Regions from separate parts of the Homo sapiens genome. Here region 2 is linked to region 1. Evidence: read pairs that join two places in POLR2A ChIA-PET (ENCODE). Cell type or tissue: MCF 10A. All regions are shown on one strand.

Region 1 (2,500 bases):
AGCCTCTCGCACGTGTCTTGGCTCTGGATTCCCACCTGCCCTGCCATCTCTTCCCTAAAGCCCACTCCTCCCTTACAGTGACTCCATTTCTGCCCCCAGTGCCACCCCTCTGCCCACCTCCTGGGTTGAAAATCTCAACAGAACCTCTGGTTGGCTCTTGGGCCATCGGCCACACCAAACAGTCTGCTCAAGGCCCAGCTCCTGCTCTTCCTTTCCCGGCCTTCAGCACTCTGCCCTCCCTGTATCACATAACAGGCTGGCTTACTCCAGGGTTAGCCGTGTGCCTGGGCTTCCTCACCAAACCATGAGCTGGCTCCTCGAGGGCAGGACTGGGTCTTATTAATCGTTGCTTTCCCAAGAGTACATGGAGCAGCAGGTGCTCAAAAGGTTTGCTGATAGAACTGGGTCCCCACCAAAGCTCCCTGCTTTCCCAAGAACCCCTTCACGGTTTTTCCACTGCCTCTCACTGGGGCCACATGGGACCTCTTGTAGGGACAATGGTTGTGGCAGCCCCTTCCTAGAGGGCCCTCGGAGAAGTCCCAGTGTGTCTTGTTGGGGCTTCTGGCACAAGCCCACCATGGCAGATGGAAATGTTGGGCAGGTCTCTCAGAAAACACAGCATTTGCTTTGCGAATTGCTACTCCCGTCTGAGGGTGAGTCCAGTCAACAGAGTATCAGAATTCTCTGTGAGTGGGGCCCTCTGGCCATGCCGTGCCCTCTCCCTGGCTCTAGCAGATTTGAAGAGTGGTCAAACAGAAGTCCTGGCTCCTGGGATTCTCTACCCTGTGGGTCTGCAGAGCCCCAGTATGTGGTTTTTCCAGCAGTTAACAAGCTAGTCCTATGGGCCCTGTCTTCTCAAGAGCTGAAGTCCAGCCTTGCCTTTCCTGGTTGTTGAAGACCATGAATACAAGTGAACAAGAGAGTAACTGTGGCGTGACACCCCTTCAGCTCCAGGGGCCAGGCCATGAAGCAAAGGTGTGACTCATGGCACAGCCTGAGCTGTCTGAGGCAGCTGAGGCCTCAGTGGTCACATGAATCACACAGCTTGGGGCCCTAGGGCAGCTGTGCAGGCTGACTCACTGGGAGGCCCTGGAAGAGCCTCTATGTCCTCTTCGCTGCCAGTCAGCTCACTCATCTATCAAGTATGAGTTTCCCATCAATACAGGATCTGAGGGCAGGGAGGTCAAGGAATTAATTCCCCGGGGCTTGAGGACAGCTATGTGGGTAAGCAGCCCCCACTGCGGAGCTTTCTCGTAGAAGCTTTGATGTCGGGGAGCCCTGGGGAGCCAGAGGGGTGAGAAACTGAAGTGGGGGGACTCTACTTGACTGTGGAGAGCATCTAGCAGGAAGAGGCTGTCTGTGAAATGCTGCCTGCTGCCCAGTTTTGCTGGAAGTCAGGAGCAGGAAACAAATCCAAGTGGGTAGAGAAGGGGTCCACAGTGGGCAGCTGCTACTACACCACGTGCTCATATCTGCCAGGACTCTGTGGGCCCAGCTGCTAGCATAGCACTGGGCGCACAGTAGGCAATGAGGTGCACAGTGAATGAATGACTCAAAGTTCCTGAGGGCAGGAGACTACTCGATGCCTCTTTCTCTCTCTCTTCCCATTTCCCGCTCCCTGGCCCAGTTCATGGTTGGACATACAGAAGGCGCTCCTTCTTCAGCGTCTAGTGCTGATGTGATCTGGTCAGAATTCTCTCAGGCTGGTCCTTGGTAACTCCACCTCTCATGATCCCCTGAAAGCCCAAGAGGAGGACCCACTGTTGCCAGGACTTGGGAGGGGAGGGAAAGGGTCACTCACCTGTTTCCTCACATACTCTACCAGCAATTCAAGATGTCGAGGGTCTTCACATTTCCGGTTGAAGAAGGTTCTCCAGAGGGCAGCGGCCAGCCCATGATCATCTGAAAGGATCCCCTGGAACATACAGCACAGCAGTGGTCTCCTGAGGGATCCACAGAGCCAGGACACAGACGGTGGGGATACTATGAACATGCTAGCAACCATGGAATCAGCTCAGAAGGGCCCTCCACGCACAAGAGGAAAATGGGGCAGTCACACAGTAGAGGTGGAAGGGGTCTTACAAGGGTATCTGGCCCAATCCCTTCATTTTATTACATACAGAGGGAGAACAGGGGGTCCAGAGGGGCCAAGCCACCAGTTAGGTGATGCAGAGCTGGGACTCAGGCAGTACTCCGTACTGCGCCTGGCCCAGGCAACACTTGAGAGGCTGAGAAGAGAAACAGTAGCAGCAATGCTCCCCCTGCTGTCCATAGCAGCAATGCTCCCCCTGCTGTCCACAGGGCACGGGCTGGGAATATTGTGAATGTATGTTTCTCCCAGGAATGGAGGTGGGCATGGACTGTGCCTTCTTGCTTGGTCCAAGGACCAAGGCAAGGCAACTGGTCCTTGGGGGAAGGGAGCCAGCTACCTTGTCTTCACTCTTACCCAACTCTGGGCCCAGCCTCTCCCTAAGTAGGGGAACAGGATGTTCAGCAGGAT
Region 2 (2,500 bases), 52 kb after region 1:
TTCAGTCCTCACAAGTACAGTAATTTAAGCTTCAAAACTAGCATCATATTAGAAATAGCACATCAGGAAAAAAAAAGACTGGCTAACTGGAGGCAAGCATACCTATAACAAGAGTAACTGCTAGCAGCCTAGTAGGAAAAGAGGAAATGAAAAATTTATTTAATAGAGACACGAAAAAAATAACAGAGCAATTGAGGTTCAACAGGTACAACTCAGAGACAATAGTCTGGCAAAATACAGTTAAGAGTTATCAGGACATCCTGAATCATTCAGAAAAGACTGAAGTATGTTGAATGGTAAAAGAAAACTAAATAGGCCAGGTGCAGTGGCTCATGCCTGTAATCCCAGCACTTTGAGAGGTCGAGGCAGGCAGATCACCTGAGCTCCGGAGTTCGAGACCAGCCTGGACAACATGACGAAACCTCATCTCTATAAAAAATACAAAAATTAGGCCGGGCGCAGTGGCTCACGCCTGTAATCCCAGCACTTTGGGAGGCTGAGGCAGGCAGATCACCTGAGGTCAGGAGTTCAAGACCAGCTTGACCAACATGGTGAAACCACATCTCTACTAAAAATGCAAAATTAGCTGGGCGTGGTGGCACATGCCTGTAATCCCAGCTGCTTGGGAGGCCGAGGCAGGAGAATGGCTTGAACCAGGGAGGCGGAGGTTGCAGTGAGCCGAGTTCACACCATTGCACTCCAGCCTGGCAACAGAGCAAGACTCCGTCTCAAAAAAAAATTAGTGGGGCACGGTGGTGCATGACTGTAGTCTCAGCTACAGTCTGAGGCAGGAGAATCGCTTGAGCCCCAGAGGTGGAGGTTGCAGTGAGCTATGGTAGTGCCATTGTACTCCAGCCTGGGAGACACAGTGAGACCTTGTCTCAAAAAAAAAAAAAAAAAGAAAGAAAAAGAAACAAAGAAAAATAAATAAAACAAAGTCAAAATGGTTAATAAAAATAAAAGACTTGAAGATCCTGCTACCCACTGCAAAACAAAGCCAACACCTGTCACAGACTCTGACCATATAACAATAACGTTGAGTCATTAAGTAAGCTATTTCACAATACAGCTCACTTTAACTCACATCATGGGTGTATACCCTCATAATAAATGCCTAAATTTAACATTGAGAGGTCAAATTACATTTTGCCACTGATTTAAAGTCATAATGTCAGACCTCTGTTGGAAACGAGGGGGAATTGAGAAGGGCAGGGGGCATTATGGAGGGGATAACACACTTCCATGCTAAAACATAATAAATAAAAACTGCCCTTAAGAATGCAGGCTGGGCGCGCTGGCTCATGCCTGTAATCCCAGCACTTTGGGAGGCCGAGGAGGGTGGATCACCTGAGGTCAGGAGTTTGAGACCAGCCTGGCCAACCTGGTGAAACCTCATCTCTACTAAAAATACAAAAATTAGCTGGGCATGGTGGCAGGTGCCTGTGGTCCCAGCTACTCCGGAGGCTGAGGCAGGAGAATCGCTTGAACTTGGGAGGCAGAGGTAGCAGTGAGCCGAGACTGTGCCATTGCACTCCAGCCTTGGCATCAACAGTGAGAGACTCTGTCTCAAAAAAAAAAAAAAAAAAAAAAAAGCAAAGTATCAGTGTGCCAATCTGTATCCAGGAAACAAAAAAAATGCAAAATAAACTTAAAAAAATCTTGTAATGAAAAAGATTCCTATATTAATTAACTAATCATTTATTGAACAAGTATTACTAAGCACCTACTCTGAATATAGACTGAATCTGTGCAGAAGCTACTACTCTGTTTAGGATCAAACTCAAGTTGCTCCTCCCAAGTTTGATGTGTCACCCAGGCTGGAGTGCAGTGGCATGATATTGGCTCACTGCAATCTCTGCCTCCCGGGTTCAAGAGATTCTCCTGCCTCAGCTTCCTGAGTAGCTGGGATTACAGGCACCCACCACCACACCCAGCCAATTTTTGTATTTTTAGTACAGACACGGTTTCACCATGTTGGTCAGGCTGGTCTCAAACTCCCGACCTCAAGTGATCCACCTGCCTCAGCCTCCCAAAGTGCTGGGATTACAGGCGTGAGCCACCGCGCCTGGCCTGATGATGTTCTTAAACCCACAATTTATTATTTAGGTTTTAAGCTTCACAGTACTATCCTTGTCTCTCAGTGATTCCAGTGGCTCATACATAATACTGATCTCTTTTACATATAAGAAAGGCAAATAACGCAGCTAGCAAAGTAAAGAAAAAAAGGAGTGTTCAAACCTGGCGTGCAAATATCTCTAAAAGGCAAGCATGGAGACGGGACAAAGGAAGAAAATGTCACTCACTAGGAATATCAAATAATAAAGGGCTGAAGCTATCAATCCTGCCTTATAGAAAATAATAATAATGATTACTACCATTTACTATGTTCTGTAATGTGAGACTTGTCACTGTAAGATGCATTTACATTCATTCTGTCTCTCAGGACATTATAACTGTCCCCGTTTCACAGAAAAGAAAACACACTCTGAAGAGGTTAAGT

What was found. ChIA-PET counts read pairs that join two places held together with the same protein. Peaks named below come from ENCODE experiments on the same cell type or tissue, not always from the same donor. Only the 100,000 strongest peaks of a DNase experiment are listed, where the experiment ranks them.
Region 2: POLR2A ChIA-PET joins it to region 1 with 10 read pairs; 7 of 35 experiments call an interaction of 5 or more read pairs at or near these places.

The regions. Positions count from the first base shown.
Region 1 is chr20:35,304,865-35,307,364 of GRCh38, forward strand. UQCC1 (ubiquinol-cytochrome c reductase complex assembly factor 1) reads right to left here. Exons shown (of 10, transcript NM_018244.5): 9 at 1,802-1,915. Among named protein-coding and RNA genes, the nearest start is that of FAM83C, 14 kb to the left of the region's middle. RefSeq lists enhancers at 1-258, 550-1,749, 842-1,136. In MCF 10A, a CTCF peak has its summit at 2,296 (motif pointing left); DNase peaks (open chromatin) are centred at 1,037, 1,567 and 2,387.
Region 2 is chr20:35,356,789-35,359,288 of GRCh38, forward strand. The region is part of intron 6 of UQCC1 (ubiquinol-cytochrome c reductase complex assembly factor 1); the gene reads right to left. Among named protein-coding and RNA genes, the nearest start is that of UQCC1, 54 kb to the right of the region's middle. In MCF 10A, no CTCF peak of the experiment used is centred here; a DNase peak (open chromatin) is centred at 1,043.